2 separate regions of the Mus musculus genome follow, and region 2 is linked to region 1. The links are chromatin loops, found by intact Hi-C in ENCODE. Cell type or tissue: left cerebral cortex. All regions are shown on one strand.

Region 1 (8,000 bases):
ACTCATAGGCTTATAAGCCTGTCAGTTCTGGTTACTACACGTAAGCCTTGTTTGTGCCTGTTTCCTGTCCGTGAAGCAGCTTAAGGGCACGTCGCCGCTGCACCTGTCACTGCTCCTGTCTCCATGTATAACATGGTTCACCCCATGGATGCTGTCCTGCTATGCTCCACCTACTCACCATGGGCCTGAACAGCCCTGGAGAGAGCAAGGTGCCATCAGACCCTGTGTCACATCTCCTCAGCTAGAGACTCAAATGTGTTGCTTATTTCTCATTCTATCTCAGAATACTCGAAGGTACCTCAAGCAGGATCTTCCTAAAGTTACCATGAATCTATTAGAGCTTCAGGGCTGAGAATGGTTGGATGGGCAGGGATTGTGATATTATCCCAGGCTGTCCTTCCTAATCTAGGTTTTTGATCAGTTCATAACACATGTATGTGAAGCTATACACCCACATATCAGATATGCTGCACATATTTGAATCATAGATGGTGGCATATAAACTCTCAAAACCACCAGCTTTAAATGAATGAGAAATCTCACTTTTCTCCCTCATTTGCCTCCTATGTATCATGTTTATTTATAATTCTGAAGCATTTCTAGTGTGCTAAATTTAATCTAGCATAGCTAAGAGGTCTTCCTTTCTTCAAATACAGTCGCATAGCTTATTTTCTGTTGTATAAACTGTGCTTGAGGTAAGGGGAGATGATTTACAGTTCTGGTCTAATTTCTTGCTAGGGGCCCAAGCGTTGAGCCAGTTTTGAGCAATCTTTACTTATGTACATTGATGCAGGCTGTGGGTATCCTGGGTCCAGTACGCAGCCACTTATTCTTCCCCACAAGTGGTGTGTTGGCAGGGGTCAAGGCCACACACTAAGGACTTATTGTCCATTTCTGAAGTAGAAGCATTTAGTTGTCTAGATTCTCTGCATATTTTGGTAATAGCTTACATAGTCTTCAGTTAATTTTCCAGATTTTTTTCCCCTGATGAAGCCAGAGGATTGACTCATCAGACAGCATAGCTGCCCTTGTATGGGACCCAAGCTCAATTTCCAGCACCCACATGGTCACTCACAGCCATCTGTAACCTCAGTTCCAGAAGATCTGACTGACACTGTCTCCTGACCTCCAAGGGCACTACACACACACACACACACACACACACACACACACACACACACACACGGTGCACAACATACATACAGGCATAATGTTCATACACAGTAAATAGATCTAAAAATAAATTAAAAATCTCAATGTCAATTGAAGCAAATGTGAATTATTCTAATATTCACAAAACACCAAATGATTAAGAGGTGAAATAACAACCTTATACATCCTTCTTTCTTTAAACTTAAGTTAAATTGGCTGCTATATATTTTCTGAGGGTTGAGACAGGGTCTTCCTATATATTTCTGGCTGTTCTACGATTTGCTTTGCAGACCAGGCTGGCTTTGAACTCACAGAGACCCCCTGCTTCTGCCTCCCAATTGCTGGTTTTAAAGGCACGTGCCATGATGTCTGATGGCTGGCAAGGATTTGATGTGTTATGGTATGGTCTGTTCATGCAAACATTTTTTGGTAATTCAACAGGACCATTCTAACACACAGCTTTAAAGAAATGACACCACCTTTCTAGCGAAGTTAGGCTAAATGGATTGTGGCAAGACATTTCTTTACCGGGGCCAGGAGCATCCTTTTGCTCTTAATCAGTTTTGGTCACAGATCAAGAACACATTTAATACCATGAGACATCTCTTGGGAATATGGCTACTGTATCTCTTGCTTATGTAGGAGCACCTGCAAGCTGTGACAATGAGTGTCTGGCCAGGGATTTATTAGGACATCTCTGAGGAGATAGGTTCTCCTGAAGTGCTCCCTCCACTGCAAGTCAGGGTAGACATGGAGCTCTGTAGAGATGGTTTCTGTGAGGAAACTTCTCATGCTACATGGATGTCTGTGGGTTTCTACAAAACAGTGTAAGAAGTGGGACTCTCTGCACACAGCTCAAGGAAAAACTAAAACACACAGTGCTATCTAAACAGTTGCAAGCTGGTAAAGTGGGCCACACTTGGAATGTTAGCATTTGTGAATCTGAGGCAGGAGGACTGCTGTGAACTCTAGGCTAGACCCTGCCTCAAAATAATGACAAGATCACCACCAACCAAATAGCAACAGCAATAACAAAGACATAAAAAAGAAACACAAAAGCCAAACCAAAATCTAGGTAAAACCATATTCCTTATTACCAAGAATGCACCTGTATCACGGTATTTCAAGGATTATGAAGTTGAGAGTACTTCAGTTTCCTAGCAGGGCAGCTTGGCACTATCCAGGCCTGGAGTGAAAACAATCAGCACACACATGAGGAATTCCCACGTGGCAAGCAGTCAGCACACACATGAGGAATTCCCATGTGGCAAGCAGGAGAAAGGCTGCAGTTGAATTGAGCTTCCAGTGAAGTGGTGCATCCTGTCAGGAGTACCACTGTGTGCCCTGTGGACTCAAACTCCCCAACCTTCTGAAAGCTATTGGCAAAATAATTTATAGGGACTCTCACTGAAAGTTCACTCACTAACTCTTCCCTTTTCTTTGTTGACCCTTGCTTGTTACATGTTACATATCCAAGAATGGGCATTCTGAGATGAAGTGTGGGTCACCACATGAAGGGAATTTACCATGTAGACCAAGGGTGCTGATGGAGACTGTTGAATCACATCCCTTATGAGACAGGGCTAAGGAAGCCAGTTTGCTGGTCATCTGACATGCTGCTTGAGAGAACAATTAGGAGAGGTGAAGTGTAATGACTAGTGTGTAATGGTGGAATGATGGATTTCAGAGTCTGAGGAGACATCAATAGCCAGCTGGAGAGATGCTGTGATATTGGCCCCTTTGAAGAGATTGTAAGATGCTCCTTGGAGGGCACATATACCCCATGCCCAGGGACCTGCTCAGTAGATTCACAATAGTTTCAAAGGGGAGATTTTCTGCTCTCCCCCTAGTCTATCGAACACTGGGTTACCTGGAGCCAGGCTTAGCATTCGGTGAGGAGGTAGAAAAGCCCAGAATGGATTTATTATACAGGAAACACACAAACAAGCAAACAAACACCATGGGTCACCTTGCTTTTCTGTTTTAGTAGTTTTTCGTGTGTGTGTGTGTGTGTGTGTGTGTGTGTGTGTGTGTGTGTTGGATTTGAGATAACTTCTTGCTATGTAGCCCAAGCTGCCCTCTAATATTCTTCAGCCTCCAGAGTGCTGGAATTGTGGGTACATGCTTTTTGAGAGGCCAAGGTAGCTTCTGCAGAGGGAGTATGATTCCACTGTGAAATGAAAAGATTTGACTACGATACAGAATCAAACATTTTGATAAGTTATGCAGAAACATCTAGGACTAACAATAACTGATAAACTTTAAACCTCCTCCCAGTGCAACCCCAGTGTAGAAAGAAGAGACCTAGATCCCACCTGGAGTTGTAGCCAAGGGGGTTGAAGATGGTAATAAGGCCTCAGCATAGGTTTGAATGGCAGTGGAAGTAATGATATACTAACTGTTCTCTGATTACATCGAAGGAGCCTCGTCTGATGTACTGATTTTATTTTCACAACATAAATAATTTCTTATGCTTGTCCCCAAGTCTACAGTAATGGCTTTTCCTTGGCATGACCGGTTTCAGTAGACGGTTCTTTGAGAAACTCAGTAAGGTGTGGACAGGAGGCGAGAAAGACAAACACATCACCAACTCTTCCAGAAGGTCCTTCCATCCATGCTGACTCCTTTAACCACAAGGGGGAGCCCTCAGGGCGAGTGCTGTTGTCTGACTCTTGGATGTGGACTCCTCAATACTGAAGATGAGACCGGTTCCAGTCTGCACCACAGTAATTGAGGGGCAGAGCCACGTTTCTGACTTATCCTTTGCTGACCACACGGCTTAGCTCCTGTTAGTCCCCATTGTGATGGAAGGAGGGGAATAATGAACTGAATCTTTCCTTATAAGGAACATTCTTTTCAGGTAAGAGAGGAATCAGCTGGATTTATGAGCCCACACAACCTTCTGCTTCCTAGGTGCCCCCTAAAGTTGCCTTTAAAACGTCTGGAAGAGGCTTCTGCCAAATGTTTATCTATGAGTTTTTAATTTAATATTTTATGTTGTCAAAAATAGGACTTTAAGAGCTCCCACATGCTAAACTAGTGCTCTATCAGCAAGCCACACCTCAGCTCAGGGCTTTCCTTTGTAAAGGCTTACTTAGGTCAATTAATCTTTTGAATATGCGTAAAGTACAAGATAGCTATAAAAAGCAGTTCTGAGCCGGGCGTGGTGGCGCGCACCTTTAATCCCAGCGCTCGGGAGGCAGAGGCAGGTGGATTTCTGAGTTTGAGGCCAGTCTGGTCTACAAAGAGTTCCAGGACAGCCAGAGCTACACAGAGAAATCCTGTCTCGAAAAAACCAAGCCAAACCAACCAACCAAACAAACAAAAAAGCAGTTCTGCCATTGTCCCATCTCAGAAACTTCTGAGATACTTTCTAGAAAACAAATTCATGTTCATAGAGTTTGCTTTAAGAGTTTTGGAGCATAAAGAAAATGACTTCAGTGCCCGAATTCTCATTAAGTTTAGTCAAAGCCAGTCAGAACTTTAAGGTTCCTGTCCATCTCTGATTTGTCTCTTTTCATGATGTATCATAACTTTTAAAGAGGAAGAATAGTTTGAGAATGGGAAAATCTTTGCTTTTTTTTTTGGCATTGTAACACGATATTTTAAGGATTATACAGCATCATATTCTATTATTTTCATTTCCCACCACATCACAGCCTTTTCTCTAAAAAGGGGGTAATCGTCCCTATCCCATTGGTGGCTTCTTGTTTGATTCTGTTTGCTGTGGAAGCAGAGACAAGTAAGCCCAGTGAGACCCCAAGGTCATCTGATCCTGCCTTTGTGCCAGGACATGCAAATGACCCAGGCCAATCACTAACCTGTTTTCAGAAGACCTCCAATCAGAAGGGGTCCAGGCTGCCTTCTGAGGGCTGTTGCTGTGTTCATTTGCATGCTGCAAGAACCTTCTCATCTCCCTACACCCCACTCTTATCTCACGCTTCCGTTTCTCTACTCATTTCCAGTGACCCCCTTCTTAGCTTTGTCTACCTTTCCTGGCCGTTTTACCCCCATCGAGAACTGGTGGGAGACAAGAGTTAGTCTGCAAACAGCCCAGATGTAAGGTAAGTTGCAGGCCCTGGACTCTGGCGTCCAGTTTCCCCTTCCCAACTCCGTGGGGTCAGGCAGGGGTCAGTGGGCACTCCTCATTTTTCTAAGGTATTTATTTGGCAACAGGGTCTCCGCCAACTCCAGCAAAACACTTCAGATCACTTCAGCTTCCCAAGGCTGCCATTTCTGTGTCGCTTAGCAAATGAGACACTAGGGGGCTCCCAGGGGCTGAAAGGAGCAGAAAGTTGTTTGAATGAAAACTGGGTCTGAGCTGTGTTTGGAGAAATTCAAAATTAAATTTTATTTTTTATTTTTTTAGTCATCTTTAAAAAGAACCTCACGTGTCTGAAAACGGCGCAGCAGCCAGTTTACAAATCATTTTGCTCCGCTGTTAGAAGGCGGCAGCTTTTAAGGCTGAGCCGAGATGTTTGAAAGGTGGAACACCCTTGGCCATGAAATATGTTCTCCTTACGTGCCTCAGCCTTTCAAAGTTCTGTGCATTAGAGTCAGGAATTCCATTCTTCCTGGAGCTAAGCGTGGGGCCAGCTGTGTAAGTAAAGTTTTGTTTTTCTTCTTAAACAACTTTTTCCCTCTATTTAAAAATGTGAAGAAAAAGGCAAAAAAAACAACAACAAAAAAAAAAACAACAAAAAAAAACCCACCAAAAAACCTAGATATTCTTTTCTTTCATTTTTGCTCTCTTTAGTGGAAAGAAAAGGAATAAAAAGTTGTGTGTGTGTGTGTGTGTGTGTGTGTGTGTGTGTGTGAGAGAGAGAGAGAGAGAGAGAGAGAGAGAGAGAGAGAGAGAGAGAACTCACCCTTTTCAAGCTATATAAACATCAAGGGGTAGTTAAATAACAATTTTAGATATGGAATATATTGTGAAAACAATGTGGAACATTAGTTAAGAGAATATGTTTAAATATGAACTCACTACTTGATATTTTTGTAATATATATCTTACAAAAGTTAGGGTGTCTATAAAAATCTTAAAAAGTATTTATTTCTTTTCTTATTTCTGAATCACAAAAAGGGGGTCTGCAGGGGATCCTGGTTGATGACTTTTAAGAGTTTTGCTTCTCAGATGTAGTGGCTTTAACTGTGAGCTAGCAAACGCTCTTTGCAGCTTGTCTTCATTACTTTAAAGTAAAATCAGACTCACACACCTATCTTGCTTCCGCATTTTAAACTTTACACCAAACTTGGTAGAATTTGTGGAAGGAAAGGGTTACTCGCCTCTTTCCTCTTGTAGAGGAACTGAAATGGGTTGAGTTAGTGATTCAGTCAACTCTTGTTTCCATTCATTCCCAGAGTCAGCCCTCCTTTCTCCTGGGAAAGGCTGATAGGAGTTTAAAAGGCTTGCGGTGGCCAGTTCACAAAGCGTTCCCAGAACCCGCAGCAGCGACCCTTCTCTTTTACCTCTCTGCCTGTTGGAGACCACTTAGATAGCGAAGCGGACTGGACGGCTGGATTCAGGAAGCCATGAATCATGTCACCCGGAGCCAGCTGCAGACTTTAAACTCAGTTCAGCATGTGGAAGCGGCAGAGAAATGACCTGTCCAGACAAGCCGGGGCAGCTCGTAAACTGGTTTGTCTGCTCTCTGTGCGCCCCACGAGTGTGTAAACTTTGGAGTAGTCGGCGTCCCAGGACCAGACGGAACCTCCTGCTGGGCACTGCCTGTGCCATCTACCTGGGCTTTCTGGTGAGCCAGGTGGGCAGAGGTTCCTTTCAGCATGGGCAGGCGACTGACAGGGGACCACCCAACGGTCACGACATCTTCAAGGTACCCTTCTCTGAGATTCCCCTGGATGGTACCCTGGCCCCTCCAGAGTTGCAGGGCAATGGAAGCACTTTGCAGCCCAACGTGGTGTACATTACTCTACGCTCCAAGCGCAGCAAGCCTGCGAATATCCGTGGCACGGTGAAACCCAAGCGCAGGAAGAAGTATGCGGTGGCATCTGCAGCCCCTGATCAGGAGGTGCTGGTTAGACCATCCCTTATACAGCAGGAAGCTGCACGGGCAGCAGATGCTGAAGTACCTGGCTATGTTCAGGGTTACCTAACCAAGGTTGGTGAACGACCCTGGAGGGTGCTGCGTGGTCCTGGAGTCAGAACTAGAGGTTCAAACTTGCAGCAGCCTAGGGCCCGAGAGAGCAACATTAGGATTTATAGCGAGAGCGCCCCCTCATGGCTGAGCAAAGAAGACATCCGCAGAATGCGCCTCCTGGCTGATAGTGAGGTGGCTAGCATCCTACCTATCTCTAAGAGTGGTACCCGCTTGCTGGTGTTGGAAGGGAGCACCTCAGGCTCTGTGCCTGGCTGCGGGCCTAGCCCCTGTGGGCTTCTCAAGCAGCCGCTGGACATGAGTGAAGTGTTCGCCTTCCACCTGGACAGGATCCTGGGTCTCAACAGGACCCTGCCATCTGTGAGCAGGAAATTAGAGTTCATCCAAGGTAACAGATTCACTTGCTTCTTATTTGCAGCTGCTGGGGATTTGGGATCGTTTTCTCCTTTCCCCCACTCTCTCTGAATTATTTTCCCCACCCATGTTTCCCATTTGGACAGCAGCAGCAGCAGTAGCGTCATTTTTCCATACGCGTGGCATTCTTCTATTTCCCAGTCTGGGGATATTAGAGTTCTAATGCACAGCTGTGCTGGGCATGTGAGGGAAAGCCCACACTGCAATCTTTGCTCTCCGTTTCTCTCTGTGCACTTTTTCGTGGCATGTTAAATCTAATTAAAACTAGTGACAGTTTGCACGATGACAGGAAGCCAGGGTACAGAGCTTGCTGACAGC
Region 2 (8,000 bases), 910 kb after region 1:
GCTTTTTTTCTCCCATTCCCGAATGATAAAACACCTCAGTGTTGTGTTTGGAAAAAGGAACATAGACACTGCCTCCTTACCTGATTTTCCCGTACACACAATAAATCATTTCTATACCACATCAAAAGTAATCTTACAATAAGAATTCAATCAATTGTAAAAAGCCCTATGAAAGTTCAGATGATTCACTCTAGAAAAGACCCAAGTGAAGCAACCATCAAACCAAAGTAAACATTGAAGAAGAGAAAGAGAGAGGAAATTCAAATGTTAATTCTTACAGCTCTGGCTAGTGATAAAGTTCCAGTGCCTGCGATGTGTCCCCTTGCTCTTCATGGTCTATGTTCTTGCACTTTACATATGGTATTTGCAATATACATCAGAGAATATTTTCATTGATCTGGAGATTCTTGCTTAAAAATGATGACCCTCTCCCACATACAAAATGAAACCTATATAATCCCGTGGTTGACATTCTTGCTGCAGCAACTGGGCTGATGTTAATGGATGCTAAATCAGAAACAAAACTCTGACTGAGGGTTAAAATCAGCCATAAAAGACTAATGGATAATGCAATCTTTTCTGATGTCAAGTTATGTAACTCAAACTTCAGTGTTGAACATGGAAATGAATAATTTAGTCTATATTCTTTGATGGGTGGAGAATTATACAAGACACACATATAGTTTATTAAAGCAATAGGCAGTCTTGTGTTATATAAATATATTTGTTCCATGTCTATCAGTAGAATCTGAGTGTTTAGTAAGCTAGACAAAATACGTATGATGCAGGGATATTTTCTGAGGCTTACAGACATTCATCAGAGTAACAGCTTCAAAGGGACACAAACGAAGAAAATGGCAAACATTTAGAGTTAATTTTACATACGGAGAAGGGAGTATCATGGCATTAAGGTGCCCTATTCATATTACTTTAGATTTTAGAATTTTACAAAAATTTAGGAAAAATTTTTCCTAAACCTACTTTTTTATCGTATTTTGAACATTGAAATAACTACCAAAAACAGAGAATTCAGCACTAAATAGATTTTACAACACTAAAATCTTAATTTCTGAAGAAGTCTCAAAATATTAAAATTAATAAAAGCATGTATGGCTTTTGACATAGAAATGATTTTTTTAGGCATAAGATACAGATAAATCAAAGTAGCATAAGAAATTCTTTATTTAAAAATGTCTTTCTGAAATCGGCCTGGTATTTCACAACTCTCCTGATTCTATTTTGCTGAAGACTGTTCTTAAGTTTATCATATTAAATCTTACAACTGTCCCTAGCTTTAATCCGTAAGTTAGAAGTAAGCACTTAGACTGTTGATCAAATTAATATCCTAATGTAAAAAATGATATATAATAAGTTAATATACCCAAAAAGTATCAATATAGTGAAAAGACAGAGCAAAACTACTAGAGACTAACTTAAAGATAAACTATATGCTCAGAAGAAAACGAAAGTTCATGTATACAAAGTAATCACAACACACACACACACTCACACACATACACACACACTCACACACACACACGTATACAAATACACAATGCAATAGATTTCAAAATGTTCTCTGAAGAATACAAATTTTTAATTCTAGACATTTCAGTTAATTTTTTCACTAAAAGAATGAACACAAAAATTATTCTGTCTGACGTCTTAGCAGACTAGTACTGGAGAGTTACTAAGAGTAGAAGAAAATGAGCATTTTCTTCAAAATTGGTAACTATTGTTTCAAAAAATATATAAAATTTTAAATCATGTTATATATATATATATATAATTTTAAATCATGATTAGTTTTGAAATATCAACGTTGAGCTCAAAAGTTCATTTTCCAGTTCCATGGAAGGGGCACATTGTAACAGGTTTGATAATTATTAAACCCACTTGAGATAATCTCAGAAATTTTGACTAAAAATTGCCATTAAGAGAGTTTTATTCTTTCAATAGGATCCATAGAATCTTCAGTAGAATACAGTATTTTTTTACAAAGGGGAGGGGAGTGGAATAGTACTCAGAGGCTAATAAAGCCCAGTCAATGTTTGACTCTAACGCAAGATGAAAAGACGAGAAAAAAAATAATAGTTCCTCATTTCACTTTAGTTGTTAACCTCTGATAAAATGAGCTCTGTAGTTAACTATGTCTGTTGACTTTTCTTACAGTGTCTGAAACACTGGAATAATTAGCAAGCAGCTGCTTCTTTCCTTACATTTTTCAACATTACACATAGTTTAGAGATAACTGAAGGGGTAGTCCCTAGATGTCAAGAGAGCCTGAGAGCATCCAGTTGTCAGGGTGTCACAGTACAGTAACCTGCCTATTGACACTTGCTGAGAAACAAAATATCCTCCAGACGGAAGTAGCAAGATATCAAATAGCAGTCAAATACATAACCATGCTATAGTTTCTTGTCATGATTTTTATTTACGTACTAAGTTTCAGCCCAAAATACAATTATTTTAACCAATTACAATCTAATTTCTGTTCTGTGTTCTTCAATTTCCTTGACATTTCTTAAATAAGAACAAAATTTTTGAAGGGCAGTAGTGGTTCACACCTTTAATCCCAGCACTCAGGAGGCAGAGGCAGGTAGATTTCTGACTTCGAGGCCAGTCTGGTCTACAGAGTGAGTTTCAGGACAGCCAGAGCTACACAGAAAAACCCTGTCTTGAAAAAATCAAAATAAAATAAAATAAAATATAAAAATAAAAATAAACGGAGAAAATTTTCAGTACAGATAATTCAACAATAAATTACCTATTTATTATCTATTTAGATATAAATGAGCTATGTAGTTTCTCTAATGTTTTAGTTAAAAGGGCAATAGTTTCTCTTTCTGGTTCTTGTTTGTTTCCTTCATATCATGATTTTTTATAACAGCATCCAAGTTATTTCTGGTTTCTTTAAACTCTTTATATTATAGTTAGTAATGGTATGTTTCATATATTTCCCAAGGAAAAAGCTATATGTGATGAACTGAGCAATCAATTCTTATGTAATTCTATAATTAAAACTATAGATGCACACATATGGCCCAAACACACAGGATTCATTCTATGTACAGTGTACTGAAGGCTATCAAACATTAAATAATTTGATGGACACAGATATACAATTTCAATAATTCAGTACTAAAATCCACTGATAGGAAAGACATTTTAGAACTAATATTTGGTAAAAAATTAAGGCTTAAAATCTGACACATACACACACACACACACACACACACACATTCTGGTGTGTGTGTGTGTGTGTATGTGTGTGTTTGTGTGTATGTATGTGTGTAAGAATTATTTTAGAATTCTGTGCCTGTGATCAAGTTTGCAAAAATATGTAGAAATTTATAATTAAAAATAAACTCTTAAACAATCTGTTTCTTAAAGTATTTACTGAATATTATTTCCAAACATGGTATTGTAGTTAATTCTTTCTAAATACATTTAATTGACATTTTTATATGTCTCCAAATAAATTCATTTCTGATGTCTTAGAAGGTATTCAATGTGTGCAGCAGTTTGATGGAGCACAATCTTTTCTCCAACATCTCCATCTGCTGGCTCAGAGAAAAATAAAATTTTAATCACTGTTTTATGTAATTTTTAAATTTTTATAATGTATGTACCATTATAGAATTAAAATATAAAAATGTTAAATTACTATTAGCTAGATAAATGCTCATTTATCATAATAATCCATTAGAATAAATAGAAACAGATGCATATAAGCAGATTTATTTGTTCTTTAATCCCCAAATTGTAGGAGCTTGAATACTCATATATATAACCTATTTTAAAAGTTCCATTTAAACGTTTTTCTAATTAGTCCCATATTCAATTTTACTAAAATCATTTATAGTATACAGTACTTAATATTTTTTTCTAAACACACTTCTTGGTTTTGTTAGCTAACTTTAGAGTGTGTATAGAAACACAAATATCAACTTATTCTTTTCTCAAAAATTGAGATTTTTTTCTTTTACTATGATGACTTACTCATGAAGACCTACTAGAGTTCTTTTCCATACTCACAGTAAACCACTCATACAGGACCTCAGAGGCTTCTCCTCATGAAAAGTATAGCATTACCGAGTCTCCCAAAACCATTAGAAAGACCACTGAAGTAAATGATCAGAAAGCATTTGTTATTGGGATAATATTCATTTATTCTCTGACAATTAGAAGGTACTAGGGAGATTGTGGTACTGGATGGATGGATGGATGGATGGATGGATGGATGGATGGATGAATGGGTGGATTGAATCGGTGGATGGATGAATGGGTGGATGGGTGGGTGGCTGGCTGGATGGATGGATGGATGGGTGGATAGGTGGATGGGTGGATGGGTGGATAAATGGGTGGATAGGTGGATAAATGGGTGGATGGATAAAAGATTGGATTCTGAGGTTCCTCACTGCTTTCAACTCTTGCTAAAATGATAGTCTCAATTTTCTCTCTTCTTTGAGCTTTACATTTTTCTCATAATAAAAGCTTATTTAAACATTCATTTGAACAAAATCCAAAAAGAAAGGAAAGGGGGAGCAAGGGATCAGTGGGGAGAGGAGAAGGGCTTGAAAAGAAGAAAAAAAAAAAAAAAAAACAAGGCAGAGAGGAAAAAGAAAAAAAAAAACACATTGGAAGTCTGTCTTTGTCTTCTCTGGTATCCATGGAAACAAAATGGGAACAAACAGGTACTTTCATCATCTGGTTGTGACTGAAAAGGTGTGGGAGCTGAGTGCAGCAGAGTACATTCTAGATCAGAATAAAATGACTTCCTTTCATTTAACTCTTACACCATTCAGTAGACATCCTTAGACATTTAACTCTATGTCAGCCTCAGTGTTCCTGAGTAGGAGCATCCATCTCACACAGTTAAGTACTAAGCAGATCCACTCCTCTGACAAAACGATAGCCCTTCATTCTAAAGCTTTGCTTTCTTACAAACAAATCTTAACAAATAACTTTTGTTCTGTGCACTCATTAGGATAAAGAATAATCTTGTTTAGAAGCAGCAATTAGTAATTCATACAATGCAAAATTGTCATAGCCTCCTTAGGTTTCCGGAGAAAATGGGGGAAAGACATTGTTGATCTTGCTTGTCAATGTACTTAATGCTGTTGTATCTTTTCTATGAAAGATGACTAAATAGAGTAAGGAAACAAATTATCTATTTGCACTGGGGTAAAACCCACAGCAGCCTCTAAGTGGCCATGTTTACCTTGATACATGGGGCAAGACAGACTTTTATTTATTTAACCTGGAAGTTGTGGTTATTTGGTTGTGCACACATATGCCTCCTCTGCTCTCATCTCCTTTCTTCCCTTTAAAGAGTTAAATTAATTGTATCATTTTTACTATTCTTAGCCCCCTGCCTCCAAGGCAAATATTTGTCTTTGCAAGTTTTAGAAATTTTACCACTTGCCAATGTGCACTCTAGAAAATTCTGTTTGCAGAGCCTCATTTCTTTTACTGTGGCATATCAGTGATCTGTAGTAGTCAGTAAGCTTACAGCATTGGAGTTGCAAAGTCAAGGTCCTGGGTTCTCCTGAGGCATTGTTTCTCTTGTTTCTTCCTGTTGTTTTAGTGCCTGGTATACTGCTCTGTGGGTGGGGCAGTCTTATGATTTGGGAATGTATAGTTTAGAATGTTTGCTTTTGTGACTTTTTTAAAGGAAAAAAATCTATTTCAAAAAAATGAAGGCTTGAATATACTGCATTTTAGAACTATGGTCAGATATATAAAATTCAGTATGTAAAAGAAAACAATGTATTTGTTCCTTGTGGGTGTACTCTTGCCACGTATCTCATTTCAGTACAATTCATACTAGAAATAAACCCAGTCAACGATATTAGCCTGAGGATACATGCCACACAAAGTACAATCTCTGAGCCTTAAAGAGCCCCAGTACAGTGGCTCGGCACCTGTTGGAACAGAGAAACATTCGTTTAGTTTGGTGGCTGTATTTGTTAGTTTCCCAGTTAGCTCATCTCTTTATTTGTTACCAACGATCAACTTCTTGCTTATTAAATATTTTCAAAATGTTTTAATATTTCAGAATCTTTGTGTAACCCTACTTGTCAGCGCACTGTGACACTGCATTTGTGCATACAAATGCAGCTCGGTACAATTCAGCTCAAGTTGCATGCCAAACTGTAACTCACAAGAAACGGAAACTTCTTTGGTAGCGCAGGAATGGCCTAATTCAGTAGGTAAATAGGACAATTAAAGACGCCTTTCACATTTATTTAAAACATTTTGTTTGTGTCTGTTATGTAATAACATGTATTGCATTGGGATACTTTTCTGTAATATTCTATTACATTTTAAATTTTTATTCAATTATTTATTTGGAGGGGGCATGTGGAGGTCAGAGGACAATCAATATCCAGGCGTCATTTCTCTCCTTCTCCTCTCAGAGACCAGGGAGTAATCCCAGGTCCATCAGTTTGAAGGAAATGTTTTTACCCACTGAGCCATCTAGTGTCTCTTCTATGAGGAAGTTCTCTGTGTATCTCTCTCTCTCTCTTTCTATCTCTGACTCCATTTTCAACAATCTCTCTCTCTCTCTCTCTCTCTCTCTCTCTCTCTCTCTCTCTCTCTCTCTCTCTCTCTCTCTCTCTCTCTCTGCCTCTTTCCTCAACATTAGCATATTAAGAGAACTATCCTTAAAAGGCTCTTTCAGAAAAACTAGAATTCTGGTCTTATAAATGACCAGAAGCACATTATCACCCTATGCATTTCTTCATTTATTTGTTTGCGGACACGGTTTGCAAACTGGCCTGTTGATGTCCCTGGTGTTAAAGAACTAAAGCACAGAATACATGACAGGCTTTGGGGGGCGGGGGTGAGGTGGGGTGTGGGTGGGATGGCAACCGGTTGTGGGAACACTGCCTTGGGCATTTCCTCTGGTGATTTTCCGCTCTGTTACAGGGGAACCAAAGTGGGAGGTGAACCACCTGCAAATCTTCCCCCGAATTGTTATCTATGGCATGGAAGCTAAGAACACCAAGGCAGGAAACATCTGCCAGCCTGGAGGCCGGAAATGGTAGCAGCTGGGAGCGCGCAGGATGCTGCCTCTGCACGGGGACCTAGTCCTCGGCCTCGGGCGACCTCGCACTTGCCCAGCAACTGGACACCAGTCATTCTGCCTAAAGCCTTGCCAGAGCGTCCTCAGGAGTTCCAGATCCCTATGCAGAGGCCAGGGGCTGATACTGAAAACTACAAAAGCTAAAATGGCTGGTCTGCGACTTCTTCAAATTTTAAAACTCAGCCGGATGCAATCGCTTCCGAGTCATCCTCAGTCTCCAGTCGCCTTTGCCTGAGCCTGCGACCCTGGAACAAAGCACGCGCGGCTGGTGAGCACTCAGGCCACCCTCGCCTCTACTTGGGCGTAGCTTCAGGGAACTGAGAATGCACCTAGCTTCTGTTCCCCGCCTTCCTCATCCCTGCTCTGCCGGCGATCAGGTTGAGGTTTGTATCTGGTAGGCATCCCCATCAACAGCCTCATCCCCCGCTGCCCGCATTCTCAGCCCTTCGGGGTCTCCATTCTCTTAGCATCCCTTCCATGCCCGCTCACACAAGCCAGTCAGGGCCTGCGTCAGTCTCGTGCCCGCGCCCCTCGGGTGGGCATTATGTAACAGCCCCGGGCCCAACTCCTCAACCATTGCAATAACTTGTCCCGTGCAATAGGACGACGTGGGGCTTGCGGGGACTGTAGGTCGAAGCTGCCCTGCCAGGCTACCGGACTAAGGCATGAGATCTATCCAACAGTCCCACAGCGCGCCCTGGGGAACAGCGTGTTCTCTTTTGGTAGAGTGCCAATAGGCGCGCAAGAGGGAGGGGGTTGGGAGATCCTCTTTAGAGGCGCCAGAATCAAGCAAGAACCCCCTGAATTCGAAAGAACAGTCCAAGTCCAACCCCTACCCCAGATTCTAGGGTGCACATACTGCGCATACTGTTCAGTGCCTTTTGTCCCCACTTCACTGCCCGCCGGT

What was found. A loop is a pair of places that touch in the nucleus more often than their neighbours do. Peaks named below come from ENCODE experiments on the same cell type or tissue, not always from the same donor. Only the 100,000 strongest peaks of a DNase experiment are listed, where the experiment ranks them.
Region 2: it touches region 1 in a loop (3-fold over the local background); 4 of 42 quality-filtered maps call a loop at or near these places.

What each region holds. Positions count from the first base shown.
Region 1 is chr3:79,879,475-79,887,474 of GRCm38, forward strand. Gask1b (golgi associated kinase 1B) reads left to right here and starts at 6,456. Exons shown (of 4, transcript NM_133187.3): 1 at 6,456-7,656. The coding sequence starts at 6,753. Gm36569 (a long non-coding RNA gene) reads right to left here and starts at 7,332. Exons shown (of 3, transcript XR_375740.1): 1 at 6,622-7,332. In left cerebral cortex, CTCF peaks have their summits at 3,780 (motif pointing right), 5,414 (motif pointing right) and 7,386 (motif pointing left); DNase peaks (open chromatin) are centred at 116, 3,802, 5,439, 6,538 and 3 more places; H3K4me3 peaks cover 414 bases; H3K27ac peaks cover 2,015 bases.
Region 2 is chr3:80,793,408-80,801,407 of GRCm38, forward strand. All of the region lies in intron 2 of Gria2 (glutamate receptor, ionotropic, AMPA2 (alpha 2)), which reads right to left. Among named protein-coding and RNA genes, the nearest start is that of Gria2, 5.3 kb to the right of the region's middle. In left cerebral cortex, CTCF peaks have their summits at 3,574 (motif pointing left), 6,488 and 7,020; DNase peaks (open chromatin) are centred at 4,771, 7,021 and 7,774; H3K4me3 peaks cover 7,413 bases; H3K27ac peaks cover 4,409 bases.